Linked DNA regions of Homo sapiens: region 1 is linked to region 2. A link is a loop called in an ENCODE intact Hi-C map of the cell type or tissue named here. Cell type or tissue: chondrocyte. All regions are shown on one strand.

Region 1 (8,000 bases), 53 kb after region 2:
GCTACTCAGGAGGCTGAGGCCAGAGAACTGCTTGAATCTGAGAGGTGGAGGTTGCAGTGAGCCAAGATCGTGCCACCGCACTCCAGCCTGGGTGACAGATCAAGACTCCATCTCAAAAAAACCAAAAACCAAAAAAACAAAAAACCTCTAACATCACACGGTCAGGACCTTGGTGATCAGATTTGTATATTTATGTCAAACCATTTACTTAACAAATATATACTGAGTGCCTAGGATGTCAGGTACTGTTTCAGCATATAAACTCACTAAAGGAATGAGGGCTATGGTCTCATAAACTCTTCTCATTAACCCAAGGACTATCCTAAGTCTTTAATATAGAAAGAACGAAAAAGGAGTATCCCAGTTTCTTCAACTAATCCTCTGAAGTTTTTACTTTCCCTACTTTGGACTTTTTGATAGCTTATTTTTCCATAGCTGCTTTACACATATTTAAACAGCTAAAAGCTCAGCAGGGATCAAAATAAGCCTCAAATCAAAGCATACATAGACACACAAGTGTTAAATACCAAATAATATACTAAAAATTACTTAACCTCACTTACACTGAAGGAAGTATAAATAAAAAACTAGAGATGCCATTTTCACCTATTAGGTAAAGAAACTATTTTAAGATTAATAATACCTGTTTTTTTTTTTATTATAGAGAGTCAAGCATTACTCCATACTGGTGAGAGTTTAAGCTGATGTATCTTTTTAAACATGTACATATCTTTTGAGTAAGGAATTCCACTGTTAGGAATTTACCCTACAAATATACTGGCATTAAGACTGATATATCTATCTTATATACTGGATATAAGTATAAGATATTCATTGCAACACAACTTACAACAGTAACACACTTGGAAATACATGCTCATGAGTAGGAAACTGGCTGAATAAAATTATAGTGCAGGAGCACAATGAAATACTCTTCCATCACAAACAAAGGAATGAAGCAGAACTTTATGTACTAAGATGTCCAAGGTAAAATGTTAAGTAAAAAGAAGCAGTCTGTATAATAGAACAGTCCATTTACTATAACACCATTGATATAAAAAGGAAAAGATAGTCATATATAATACAAAAATTTATAATTAAAAATTTCTAGAAGAATTCCCAAGAAACTGTCAACAGCAAGTACTTTTAAGAGGTGGAAATGAGGTGGTAAGAAGAAGAGATACTTTTACTTTCTTTATATATGCCTTTTGTTTGAGCTGAATGCCTCATCAGGGTATGTTTCTTTTTACACTTTGAAAATTTATCAGTCCTGAGGTCTTGTGAAATTCCTGTCAAGGCCGGGTGCAGTGGCTCACACCTGTAATCCCAGCATTTTGGGAGGCAGAGGTGGGCGGATCACGAGGTCAGGAGATGGAGACCATCCTGGCCGACATGGTGAAACCCTGTCTGTACTAAAAATACAAAAATTAGCTGGGTGTGGTGGCGGGCGCCTGTAGTCCCAGCTACTTGGGAGGCTGAGGCAGGAGAATGGCATGAACCTGGGAGGCGGAGCTTGCAGTGAGTGGAGATCGCACCACTGCACTCCAGCCTGGTGACAGAGCGAGACACTGTCTCAAAAAAAAAAAGAGAAATTCTTGTCAAATTATGCACTTACTTTAAAGAAGTGGTACCCAGAGGAAGTAAATTCATTTCCATAATTTGTTTCATAGATAAGGAACTGGAACACCAAATTCTAAGGACTGCTTAAGGACATACTGTTTATGAAGTACTTTCAATAATTAAAAAGGGGATCAAAAGGCCAAGAAAAGTAATAAAAAGGGAAAATTAGCTGCAAAGTCAGATATTACAAAGCTATTATAATATCTTCTTTTCCAAATTATCTTTAAAAAATTCTAGTTCTTAGATTTTTTTTAACCATAAACCATGCAAAATTACTTTTTAATTTAACTGAGTCTTAGTAATCAATTATAGAAGTAGTTTCCTAAAACTTGGCAAGTTGGGAATAGAAACAGCAGGAAAAAAGTTGTTGGGTGGGAAGTAGAAAAGGAGGGGATAGAAAATAGAATCAGAGAAGGGAGTAATGTCTGTTAGGATAAATGAGTTAAGGGTGACTTTGGATAAAGTCAATCCCCACAGTAATACTATACCTAACAGTTGGCTGTGTTCCCCTGTGATGGAGTTCTGACTCAGGTCTGAAAAACAAACAATTGAAAAGAAAAGAAAAAAATGAATGATCAAAACAAATAATTTCTTTAAAATCAGCAACAAAAGTCAACCAAGGAAATAAGCAAAAAAATTTAAAAACTTATGAAATATTAATGTGAAGATAATAAAAAATAGAATGAACTAGTGTAAAGAATGATCACATAGCTCAAAAAGTTAAACATAATCACCATCAGCAATTCTACTCCTAATTATACTTCCAAAATAATTGAAAACAGGGACTCAAACAGATACTTTACCACAAAGTTTATGACAAAATAATTCACAATAGCCAAAAGGTTACCAGGTATACTTCTACAGATGAAGGAATCAACAAAATGTAATATACACATACAATGGAAAATTATTCAGCTATAAAAATGAATGGAATTCTGATACATGTGACAACATGGATGAACCTTGAAAACATTATGCTAAGGAAAACAAACCAGACACAAAAAGATAAATATTATATGACTCAATTTATATAAAATGTTGAGAAAGGGCAAATTTATGGAGATGGAAAGCAGATTAGAGGTTACCAGGGGCTGGGTGGAGTAGGGTATGGAATGTTATTGCTTAAAGAGTACAGCGTTTCTGTTTGGGGTGATGAGAAATTCTGGAAACAGATAGTGGTAATGGGTGTACAACACTGTAAATGTAATTAATGCCACTGAGTTGTACACTTAAACATGGTTAAAATGGTAACTTCTGTATTGTATATATTTTGCCACAATAAAAAGTAAATTAAAAAAATAATAATCACACAAATTTGACCAAGCAGTCGTTTCATAAAGTAGAAGGATGATTCAGGATTGTGATATGAATTATATTTTTAATGACGAAGGAACATTTTAATGACAAAAAATACTTATGGCTATAGCAGCTCAAAGTCAAGACATAAATAAAGCACTTATTACTATTAGCAGATATATTCTAGTAGTTTGACTTTAAGATACACTGACTACATTGGCTTTCATAAATATCAATTTCTTTAGTAATCTGAAATAAAATTCGTGGCAATAAGCCAAGTTCCTAATGCAAGAGATATTGACAATCATCATTTAACAGTCAACCACTTACTTATTTTAAAGGTTTGAAAAGCACTAAGAGCTAAAAACAGAAAAGACTAAGCTCCACTTTCCTCAAAGACTAAATCTCTTGAGACGCTGATGATTCTGGCTTCCTTGAATGTGCCTGGGGTAATAAAAATAATTTTAGACCAGGGTTTATGTGAACAATGGGAAAAAAAGTCACATCTTTATTTTCACTAACCTCTAACTGAAGTTAAGGATTTTCTACAGCTATGATGTATGCAACAGATTACATAAAAGTACCTTTGATTTTGTCTAACAATAAATCTGAGACATTTTTATATCACATTATTGTTTTAGACAAAATCCATAGTCCACATATGTTTTACATATCATTTAATTAACACTTTAAGCATCCCAGACAGAAAGAAACAATCAGAATACTTAACAAATTCCAGTTTCTGATGTATATTGGAGTATACACTATATATTTTAATTAAGGAAGTCAGGTAGAAATCTGATTTCTACCACAGAAGTTTTAAATGCTATTTGAACATTTAACAATTTATTTTCAGGGGATTTTTTTCCTTAATTTGCTTTGAAAAAGGAAAATTTGAAATGTTCCTATTCTAGAATATTTTCCCCAAACATACCAGCAAGTGAATTCCCAGTTTTTACTTTAAACTTATCTTACTTCCCATCTAAATAAAGGATACTGGGGCTGGGTGCAGTGGCTCCTGCCTGTTATCCCAGTATTTTGGTGAGCTGAGGCGGGAGGATCACGAGGCCAGGAGTTTGAAACCAGCCTGAGCAACATAGTGAGACCGCATCTCTATGAAACATTTTAAAAATTAGGTAGGCATAGTGGCGTGTGCACCTGTAGTCCCAGCTACTCAGGAGGCTAAGGCAAGAGGTTCCCTTGAACCCAAGAGTTAGAGGCCCCAGTGAGCTATGATGATGCCACTGCACTCCAGCCGGGGTGACAGTGAGACCTCATCTCTCCCCCAACCCCCCACTATATATATATATTCTTGCACATAAGACAAAGTAGGAATGTTCTTGCACATAAGACAAAATAGGAATAACAGTTCTGTAGTCACTCTCTCTCTTAGGGAAAATTGGGCCCTATCATTATGGAGAAACAAGCATGTAGCTGGCATGAAAAGAAGAGTAGAGAAAGCATAACAGAATTTTAGAACTAGAAGAACCTTGGTCATCATCTAAACCTACTCCAGTGACTCTAGAGGAAAAGCTGAGGAAGTGTTATCACATCATTTATTTTTCTCTTTAAATCATACCAACACCTCTCCTTCAAGATTCTGATTCCCAGCCATAGTCACTAATATGAATACCTTGTATCTCTCAGGTGTGCAGGAACAGAAAAGTTGAGAACCTCATATTTTAATGTTTATAGTTCTAAAAAACTAATGCCTGGGTTAATCAGTGGCTAAAGACACATCATACTACTGCCCAAAGAAAAAGGTTATAGTCTTGATGCTTTGAGAACTTATGTTCTTGCTTCCCAATATTCTGTAATTCTAACTTTCTTGTTCTAAAACAAGGTATGATAGGCTAAAACAAGTTATTCGAAATTGCCAGGGAATACAACCTATGAAGAGAAATAGGAAAACATCTCAGATAACTCTGACAGACTAGGTATGGTTTTAGAGAGGAAAATATAAATGACTTTTCCTTTAAAAAGAATTAGCTCGGCTGGGCGCAGCGGCTCACGCCTGTAATTGCAGCACTTTGGGAGGCCGAGGCGGGTGGATCACCTGAGGTCAGGAGTTCGAGACCAGCCTGACCAACATAGAGAAATGCCATCTCCACTAAAAATAAAAAAATCAGCTGGGCGTGGTGGCGTGCACCTGTAATCTCAGCTACTCTGGAGGCTGAGACAGGAGGATGGCTTGAACCCAGGAGGTGGAGGTTGCAGTGAGCCAAGACCACACCACTGACTCCAGCCTGGGCAAAAAGAGTGAAACTCCATCTCAAAAAAAAAGAAAAAAATTAACTCCTCTATTGTGTAATATACTTTCTTGCCTTCTAAGCTGTGCATACATGACGTATGTATACTCTCTAGACAAGCCAGGAGTCTTCCTTTGAACACCCTCCTATACTTCAGATGAGTAGAAACAAGTCCTTTTATTTTTTTTGAGATGGAGTCTTGCTCTGTCGCCCAGGCTGGAGTGCAGTAGCGCGATCTCGGCTCACTGCAACCTCCACCTTCCAGGTTCAAGCAATTTTCTGCCTCATCCTCCAGAGCAGCTGGGATTATAGGTGCCCACCACCACGCCCAGCTAATTTTTGTATTTTTAGTACAGTTGGGGTTTCACCATGTTGGCCAGACTGGTCTTGAACTCCTGACCTCATGATCCACCTGCCTCAGCCTCCCAAAGTGCTGGGATTACAGGCATGGGCCACTGAGTCCAGCCAGAAACAAGTCTTTTGTGTAGTTCCCTACAAGTTCAACTTAGATTTTTATTTTCATTTATTATAATTGAAAAATTATGGGCAATCCTTGATACTTATTTAGTAATGTGAAGACTAACCTCCAAGAACCTGCAAATCTTTTATTAATATATATAAAAGCTAAAACAAGGCTAGGAGCGGTGGCTCACACCTGTAATCCCAGCACTTTGGGAAGCTGAGGCGGGTGGATCATGAGGTCAGGCGTTCAGGACCAGCCTGGCTAACGTGGTGAAACCCCATCTCTACTAAAAATACAAAAATTAGCTGGGCATGGTGATGCGCCCCTGTAATCCCAGATACTCAGGAGGCTGAGGCAGAGAATTGCTTGAACCTGGGAGGCGGAGGTTGCAGTTAGTGGAGATCAGGCCACTGCACTCCAGCCTGGGCGACAGAGCAAGACTCCGTCTCAAAAAAACAAACAAAAAACAAAACAAAACAAAACAAAAAAAACAAAGAACTAAAATAAAGGTCAATCTGGGAGTATATAGGCCCGTGAACCCACTAGAATGAAACTAGTTTTGCCTGTAAAAATTACAATTGTTCAGTGGATTTAACTTGAAGGGCGTTTCTGGGTTTGCAATCCAAATTGTGCAGTCATCATGCTAACACTGCTGAGATATGTCTGAGCACCCTTCAATTGTTCTGTGTCTAAACTCCCCCATTTACCACTTTTCCTGACTATGTCATTGGTGAGGGCACACCCAAGTTTGCCTAAGACTGGGAGTTGTCCTAAAGATTACTCAAAATGACATTTATTTTAAACCAGATTATTCTCTCTAATAGGAACTATGTGCCAATAATGTCACTAGTTTTACCCCATGATGGTCTTCATAAATAAAGCTACTCTTAGGACAAAATACAATCAGGTTATAATCAAAAGCCAGAGATACTCTATAAGTCAAAATGATAGATCAAATAAAAAATAGAAACAAACTATATACCTATTAAAAACAGATAGATGTAATCAGAAAGATGAACTGAAAATATTTCCTTGTAACACTAATGATATGGTAGTTTTACAAATAAGCACTTGCTCAATATATTTAACTTATCTTGGGTAAATAGTAAGAATGAAGATTTTAGTTTCCTGCCATGCACCTGGGAGAATGGAGACAGAGTGAAATGATTGTGGGTGGTACTCACTTGCAAAACTGCCTCTGTCAAGTTTTTCTGAAGAGCTTTATTATTTTCCTTAGTTTGCCAATAGCAATAGTCTTTGAGACTATTTTGAACAAAATTTCCTTTGAGAATCACTTTGTTTACCATCATTGGCAGACAATTTGAAGCAAATAAAGGCTAGCTGGTATCTTGTAGCTAAAACACAGGGCTAGAAGGTTTTAGTCTTTATTAAATCTAGAATCAGTAATATAATTAAATAACACACCAACAGCAGAAATTGTTGCCCAATTCTTTAGATAAAGAAGTAGGCATGACCAAGCGCATATACATCAGAATTAAGACTGTTATGCTACTGGCTGTATTATCTAGACATATCACAAAAGTTGTTTCAGGAAAACAAACAACTGAAATGACTAGTCTTAACACGTAAGGCATTTCTAACTTTCTTAACTCCCAGTTTTTAAAAAAACCAAAGCGTCATCATCATCAAAAGAAACGATTCCAACTCAGAATTAAACTAAGATAGTTAAAGATGGAACTGAATTTGGGGATGTAAACTAGTATAGCCACTAAGGAGAAGAGTATGGAGAGTACTCAAGAAAAGTACAACTAGAACTACCATATGATCCAGCAATCCCACCACTGAGCATTTATACAAAGCAAAGGAAATTAGTAAAATTAGTATATCAAAGAGACACCTGCACTGCATGTTTATTGCAGCACTATTCACAGTAGCCAAGATATGGACTCAACCTGGGTGTCCAAAAACAGATGAATGGATAAAGAAAGTGTGGTATGTATATACAATGGAATACTATTCAGCTCTTAAAAAGAATAAAATCCTATCATTCATAGCAACGTAGATGGAACTGAAGGACATTATGTTAAGTGAAATAAGCCAGGAACAGAAAGCTAAACACCACATGTTCTCATTCATATGTGAGAGTCAGAAAAAAAAAGTTGATCTCATAGATGTAAAAATTAGAACAGACGATACTTGAGGGTGAGAAGGGCATGGGTATGGGCGGAGGGCAGGGGGATAGGAAGAGATTTGTTAAAGGATACAAAAGTATAGCTAGATAAAAAAAGAGTAAGTCTAGTATTCTACACTATTGAAGGATGACTACGGTTAACAATAATATATTAGACTCAAATAGCTAGGAGGAGGATATTGAATGTTTCTAATACAAAGTAATGATAAATGATTGAGAC
Region 2 (8,000 bases):
CTTTAAAACTTTAATTCCAACTTGAAGCTCCATTTCCATAAATAACCTATTATTTCTAATGATCTTCTAATATTTTAAAAATAACAAGCAAAGCTTTATAGGGGAGACCTTCATCTTTCTCCTGAAGAATTCTAGCATGCATATAGAGCAGCTGCCCTCACTGTATTCTGTGGAACACTGATTCTATTGGATGTTAACGAATGTATTAAGGAAAAAAAAACAACAAAAAACTGGTTCCTTACTCAAGTAGATTGGGAAACAAAATTAAAGGAGATTCTTTACCAAACCATTTCTTGTTGTTTTCATATGTTATACTAACGGCACTAAGACTCTCTTGAGTGTGTGTGCAGAATATAATATGTAGAATTTCTCAAATTTATCTAATCTTGGAACCATCCTCAGCCTAGTCCTGATGTGTTCATTTTTTGGAACGGAGTTTCACAAATAATACTATGAGGATTCCTAGGATAAAGAAATAAATGATCCAGAGTACTCCCACTGAGGCCAAAGCAACTTTTTATTTTTTGTTTATTTATTTTTTTTGCGACAGAGCCTTGCTCTGTCCCCCAGGCTGGAGTACAGTGGCACAATCTTGGCTCACTGCAACCTCCACCTCCTGTGTTCAAGAAATTCTCTGCCTCAGCCTCCTGAGTAGCTGGGATTATAGATGACTGCCATCACGCCCAGCTAATTTTTTGTACTTTTAGTAGGGACGGGGTTTCACCATCTTGGCCAGGCTGGTCTTGAACTCCTGACCTCGTGATCCACCTGCCTTGGCCTCCCAAAGTGCTGGGATTACAGGCGTGAGCCACAGCACCCAGCCCAAAGCAACTTTAATTTAGGTTATAGTTTACACATTTTTATAGCAAGTAGGGGAGTATTTAAGTAGAAAGAATATATGATTCCAATGACTAACTTAATGTTTTCAAAAGTGTTCATTTAAAACTTATTAAAGCAGGGCCAGGTGTGGGCTCATGCCTGTAATCCCAGCACTTTGGGAGGCCAAGGCGGGAGGACTGCTTAAGCTCAGGAGTTTGAGACAAGCCTGGGCAACACAGTGAGACCCTGTCTCAAAAAAATAGTAAGTAAAAAAAAATTATTAAAATGTGGCTAGGAGCAGTGGCTCACGTCTGTAATCCCAGCACTTTGGGAGGCTGAGGCAGGCAGATCACGAGGTCAGGAGTTCGAGATCAGCCTGGCCAATGTGGTGACACCCTGTCTCCACTGAAAATACAAAAATTAGCCAGGCGTAGTGGCACACATCTGTAGTCTCAGCTACTTGGGAGGCTGAGGCAGAAGAATTGCTTGAACCTGGGAGGCGGAGGTTGCAGTGAGCCGAGATTGCGCCATTGCACTCCAGCCTGGCAACAGAGCAAGACTCCATCTCAAAAAAAAAAAAAAAAAAAAAAGTATTAAAATGTAATAAGAAGGCCAGGTGTAGTGGCTTATGCCTGTAATCATCACTTTGCGTGGGCGAGGTGGGTGGATCACCTGAGGTCAGGAGTTTGAGACTAGCCTGGCCAACACAGTGAAACCCCATTTCTACTAAAAATACAAAAATGAACAGGGCGTGGTGGCGGGCACCTGTAATCCCAGCTACTCAGGAGGCTGAGACAGGAAAATTGCTTGAACCTGGGAGGCAGAGGATGCAGTGAGCCAAGATCGTGCCACTGCACTTCAGCCTCGGTGACAGAGTGAGACTCTGTCTCAAAAAAAAAAAAGAAAAGTGTAATAAGATTATCTTGAAAATTAGACAAAATTGCGTGAAAATTATTGCCCCAATAGAATGTATATCCATTTTTATGTTTTATTTTGCACAAGTGTAGTTATAGTACATTCACATCTTGGTGTTTGTTTACTTTCAATTTAATTTACTCACATTCGCTAAACATTTATTCAGTACTTTCTATGTTCTAGGCAACAGGCTCAAAGATAATATATAGCTTCTGACCTGGGGGGATTTAGGGTTGCCTATAGAGGGGTAGAAATAAGTGCTCAGGGGACTTTAACAAACAAAATGCAATGTGGTAAGTGCTATTATGCAGCATATAATGCAACAAAGAAGAATGCCCAATAGGGTCAGAAGCTTGAGATAAATATAAGGTTCATGAGACAGAACGTGGTAAAGACAAAAAGTAGAAAGGAGCAGAAACACAATCTATAGTTAGGTCTTCCTACAATCAGATAGATACACATTTTAGGATGGATTGGAGAGGCAAAAGACTTCCATTTCTGCCTTGTTTAAGTAGTCTGCTATGAACACATATTTTTAAAATCAGAAAATAAAGTGGAGGTGGCAATCTTCAGCCTCTCTTACATCATCATCATCTTCAAGAGTCCCAACTTTTTTGTTGGCCAAGGAAGCCTTTTTCAACCTTACCTCCCACAGCATCTCCTTCCCCCTAACTCCAGCCATATCGAATAACTTGGAGTCAAAGAAATACAAATTAAAAAATAATACAGTACCATTTCAAACTATTAAAAAAATTATAGACTGTGAAATGTAAATGGTGCCATTTTTCCTAGTGGACATTTTAATTTTTTTTGTTGTTGTTTGCAGAGGCAAGGTCTCACTATGTTGCCTAGGCTGGTCTTGAACTTCTGAGCTAAAGCAATCCTCCTGCCTCAGCCTCCCAAAGTTCTGGGATGACAGGTGTGAGCCACCACGCCTGGCTCCTGTGGGCATTTAAAATGAAAATTCTTTAAAAATGTGCATACTCTTTGATCCAGCAACTCCAATTTCACTTCTAGGACTATAACTTTAGGAAATAAGAAAAGACATACAGATATGTTCACAGCAACACTGGTTATAAAAGGAAGGAAAACAGGAAACAATTTAAATGTCCAATAATAGGCTATATTATGAAAAAGGTATACCATACAAAACCCAATCACTTTAAAGAATGACATACATTATTTAATGACACGTCATTAAAAACACATCAATGGTGTTATTTGGTAATGATGTGATACATCATTAAAAACACCACATAACCTAGCACTTTGGGAGGCCGAGGCAGGCAGATCACCTGAGGTCGGGAGTTCGAAACCAGCCTGACCAACACGGTGAAATCCCATCTCTACTAAAAATACAAAATTAGCTGGACGTGGTGGCGTGCGCCTGTAATCCCTGGTACTCGGGAGGCTGAGGCAGGAGAATTGCTTGAACCCGGGAGACGGAGGTTGCAGTGAGCCGAGATAGTGCCATTGCACTCCAGCCTGGGCAACAAAAGCAAAACTCCGTCTCGAACAAAAACACAAACAAACCAAACACCAGATATGTGGTGGGCACTAATCTCACAAGCCTTGAAAGTAGGTAGATTATCCAACTTTTACATGAAGAGGCTGAAACAAATTCAACTTGCCCAAGGTCATACAATTATTAAGTGGTGAAACCAGGATTCAAAAGGAGGCCATCTGCTGGGTGCAGTGGCCCATGCCTTTGTAATCTCAACATTTTGGGAGGCCAAGGCAGGAGAATCACTTGAACCCAAGAGTTTGAGAGCAGCCTGAGCAACATAGCGAAACCCTGTCAAAACAAAACAAAACAAAACAAAACAAGACTGGGGCGTGGTGGCGCGCCCTGTGGTCCTAGCTCCTCGGAACGCTCAGGTTGGAAGGAACGCTCAGGTGGGAAGATCGCTTGAGCCGGGGAAGTCGAGGCTGCAGTGAGCCGTGATAGCGCCACTGCACTACAGCCTCGGCAACGGAGTGAAACCCTGTCTCAAAAAACAAACCCAAAACAAACAACAACAAACGCAGGCTAACTGAATACCGAGCCCATGTCCCCTTCCATGCCCACAATGCTGCCTTGCCTTTGTGCAGAATGTGGTTAGAACTGTTTACCTCGCAAGGTTACTGTGCAAGTGAAATGAAATAAACACATGACACAGTGGACATTCAATACTCAGAAACTACTAAGTAACTCGCTCAAGGTCAAGCTAGGATTTAAACCCAGGATTTGAATCTTTTGTTCCAGGGAGCGCGTAGGAGGTTAAGAAGCTTTTCTTGGCTTCCTTTTTTTTTTTTTTGAGACAGAGTTTCGCTCTTGCTGCCCAGGCTGGCGTGCAATCGCTCGGTCTCAGTTCACTGCAACCTCCGGCTCCCGGATCCAAGCGATTCTCCTGCCTCAGCCTCCTAAGTAGCTGGGATTACAGGCGCCCGCCACTAAGCCCGGCTAATATTTTGTATTTTTAGTAGAGACGGGGTTTCACCATGTTAGCCAGGCTGGTCTCGAACTCCTGACTTCAGGTGATCCGCCCACCAATTCTTAACGCTGAGTCAGTATGGGCTTTCCTTCAGCCCCATAAAGTGCACCTCAGAGGTCAGGGAACACATAACAAGGACATTCAAAAGGGGAGCGCGCGGAAGTGGCTTTAGGAAGCACTAAGTCTTGCCTGGTTTTTTTTCCTCCCTGCTTTTCTAAATCCAAACCCGGACTCCTCAACCCACAGCACCACCAATTTCCAGGGCGGAAATGACGTCGTATTCACGCGCCGGAAGTGCATTTGCAGAGTGAGACAAAGCGGAGAACGCTGGTGGGCCTGTTGTGGAGTACGCTTTGGACTGAGAAGCATCGAGGCTATAGGACGCAGCTGTTGCCATGACGGCCCAGGGGGGCCTGGTGGCTAACCGAGGCCGGCGCTTCAAGTGGGCCATTGAGCTAAGCGGGCCTGGAGGAGGCAGCAGGTGAGGCACCTGGGCAAGCTGTACATCACTGTTCATCCCAGAACTGCACCAGAGTAATGAGACCTGAGCCCTCAGGCATAACTCTGAAAAAGATGGGTGGCACACAGACATCACCTGGGGAGGTAGCGGCTTTTCTGCCGTGGAAGTTTCTCTGCTCAAACAATGCTTACATCAGTCCTCCTGATAAGTCAAAGGACTGAGGAACATACGAGGGGGCTTGGTCTAATCTGAGTAGGTGCATCTGAAGATCTTTATTCCTATGATTGGTAGATCAGGAAATGTGGGATAAGAAGTATCGGAGGTTGCAGCTTTAGTTTCTTGGTTTGGTTTTTTAGGGGTCGAAGTGACCGGGGCAGTGGCCAGGGAGACTCGCTCTACCCAGTCGGTTACTTGGACAAGCAAGTGCCTGATACCAGCGTGCAAGAGACAGACCGGATCCTGGTGGAGAAGGTACAGAGGTATAGATGTTACCGTAGCCCATGGGCCAGTCCTGAGTTACACACTCATCCTCTTCTCCTAGGTGGAGTTAACGTAGATAGCTCTTATCCTGAAGATTTGGAAACTAAACTGCTTGAGGCTGGTATTTCGGTATTTTATATATCAGCTACAAAAGTGCTTAATAATTTGAAAAATAGAAGATGTTTGGAACATAAGGTATAAGAAAGTAGGTTGAAAACTATCTTTTGGTGGCAACATCTTCCAGTTGAAGTGATCCTTTTTCTACTCTGGTTCCCTTACACCACATATCCAACTGTCAGGATACTCTGTTGGCTTTACCTACTACTTTTTCCTGTGTTCACCTCTCATCCTAATCCAAGCCACCATCCTTCATCTAGATTTCTGCAGTAGCCCGGCTAATTTTTGTATTTTTAGTACAGACAGGGTATCACCATGTTTGCCAGGCTGGTCTTGAACTCCTGACCTCAGGTGATCCATCCGCCTTGGCCTTCCAAAGTGCTGGGATTGCAGGCATGAGCCACCGCGCTCGGCCCGGGGCTATTTATATTTCTAATTTCTCCTGTCATTTTGTTACATTTTTTCTAGAAACTTATCCATTTCCTAAAATTTCAAATGTATTGATATAAAGTTGTTCATAATATGATCACTTCCATATATGCAAGATCTGTGATGTTCATTTTTTCATTCCTGATATTGAATATTTTGTCTCCTCTCCTTTCTTCATCAGGCTCACCAGTATTGATTTTTTAAAAATTATTTTCATTTATTTTTACAGGTCACTGTACCCATCACCAGTATTGATTTTATTAATCTTTTCAAAAATACTTGGGTTTTTTTCTAGTTTCTTGAAATGGATGCTTAGTTTATTTTTAGACTGCCATTACTTTTTTTCTTTTCTTTTGAGACAGTCTTGCTGTTGTCGCCGAGGCTGGAATGCAATAGCACGACCTTGGCTCACTGCAACCTCTGCCTCCCAGGGTCAAGCAATTCTCCTGCCTCAGCCTCCCGAGTAGCTGGGATTATAGGCACCCACCACCACGTCCAGCTAATTTTTTTGTATTTTTAGTAGAGACGGGGTTTCACCACGTTGGCCAGGCTGGTCTGAAACTCCTGACCTCAGGTGATCCACCAAGCTCGGCCTCCCAAAGTGCTGGGATTACAGGTGTGAGGCACCGCGCCCGGCCACATTGCCATTACTTTTAATGGCAACAACCGCAGTTACTTTTGCAGCAACCTGGTAGTATGTATTTAAGGTTATAAATTTCTCAGAACTCTAGCTGTGTCCCACGAGTTTTAAAATGTGGTACTTTTGCTATCATATAAATCTATTTTCCATTATAATTTCTTCATGTATCATTGTTAATTCCCAAACATAAGAGATTTTCTAGTTACTATAAAATTATTTCTAGTTTAATATCATTGTAGTCAAAGAATATGTTTTGTACAATTTGCATTCTTTGAGATTGACATTTTCTTCATGGCTCAGCGAGTGGTCAGTTTTTGTGAATATCTTGTTTGAAAAGAATGTGAATTCTGCAATTGTTGAGTGCAGTGTTACATGTCAGTTGGGTTAAGTTTGTTAATGTCATTCAAATCTTCTATGTCTTGATTTGCCTGCTAATTCTATTATTTCTGGAACTAAATTAGTTCGATGGTTCTATTAGTTATTGACTGAGGTGTGCTAATCTCCCATTATGTGGATTTATCTATTTCTTCAGTTGTAGATAGGACATTGATAGATACATAAGTACCAGGACAAAAGCAGGGAGATCTTTTTTCCAAAATCAGGAGAAAAAAATGACATCTGGAAAACCTATAGGGAAAGGCATAACAGATGGTAAGGATACTTTATCTTGAGTAGGAGAGCCTTCCTGTGGCAACGTGGAGAAGGGAAGAGGTCGTAGAATTGAGGAGTCAGCTCAGTTAGAAGCAGGGAGTTGGGAATTCCGTTCATGTGATTTAGCATCAGTGATATGGCAAATGTGGGACTAAGGGTAGTGATCAGAGGGTTAAAATTGTGTGTTTTGTTTTAGCGCTGCTGGGACATCGCCTTGGGTCCCCTCAAACAGATTCCCATGAATCTCTTCATCATGTACATGGCAGGCAATACTATCTCCATCTTCCCTACTATGATGGTGTGTATGATGGCCTGGCGACCCATTCAGGCACTTATGGCCATTTCAGCCAGTAAGTATTCTTGAAACAATAACCCTTCCATAAGTTTGAAGAATTAAAGGCAGGCCGGGCATGGTGGCTCACGCCTGTAATCCCAGCACTTTGGGAGGCGCCAAGCTGGGTGGATCATCTGAGGGCAGGAGTTCGAGACCAGCCTGGCCAACATGGTGAAACCTTGTCTCTACTAAAAATGCAAAAATTAGCTGGGCGTGGTGGCACACGCCTGTAATCCCAGCTGCTTGGGAGGCTGAGACAGGAGAATCACTTGAACCTGGGAGGCAGAGGTTGCAGTGAGCCGAGATCGTGCCACTGCACTCCAGCCTGGGTGACAGAACGAGACTCCATCTCAAAAAAAAGGAAGAATTAAAGGTAAATTCTTAGGGACAGTTTTTGGCTAACAGGTATATAGGGGAGTGGGGTAATGGTGGTGGCATGGAGGGGAGTGTAGTGCTTACCATGGTTTTCTGTTTGCCTTTAATGGTCCTATTTGCTGTCTTACTATGGGTCTGTCTATATGAATTTAATATACAGTTGGCTTGATTCGTATTGGGGGAAAGAGTTCTTTTGGTTTGACAACTTCTGTTACCGCAACAGCTTTCAAGATGTTAGAAAGTTCAAGCCAGAAGTTTCTTCAGGGTTTGGTCTATCTCATTGGGAACCTGATGGGTTTGGCATTG

Evidence for each region. Hi-C counts contacts between places; a loop is a spot of excess contacts. Peaks named below come from ENCODE experiments on the same cell type or tissue, not always from the same donor. Only the 100,000 strongest peaks of a DNase experiment are listed, where the experiment ranks them.
Region 1: it touches region 2 in a loop (5-fold over the local background); 2 of 110 quality-filtered maps call a loop at or near these places.

What each region holds. Positions count from the first base shown.
Region 1 is chr15:34,273,237-34,281,236 of GRCh38, forward strand. It overlaps SLC12A6 (solute carrier family 12 member 6), which reads right to left. Exons shown (of 26, transcript NM_001365088.1): 3 at 2,109-2,153. Among named protein-coding and RNA genes, the nearest start is that of EMC4, 52 kb to the left of the region's middle. In chondrocyte, no CTCF peak of the experiment used is centred here; no DNase peak of the experiment used is centred here.
Region 2 is chr15:34,220,512-34,228,511 of GRCh38, forward strand. It overlaps EMC4 (ER membrane protein complex subunit 4), which reads left to right and starts at 4,505. Exons shown (of 5, transcript NM_016454.4): 1 at 4,505-4,689; 2 at 5,025-5,139; 3 at 7,182-7,335; 4 at 7,918-8,000. The coding sequence starts at 4,604. RefSeq lists an enhancer at 4,819-4,868. In chondrocyte, no CTCF peak of the experiment used is centred here; a DNase peak (open chromatin) is centred at 4,490.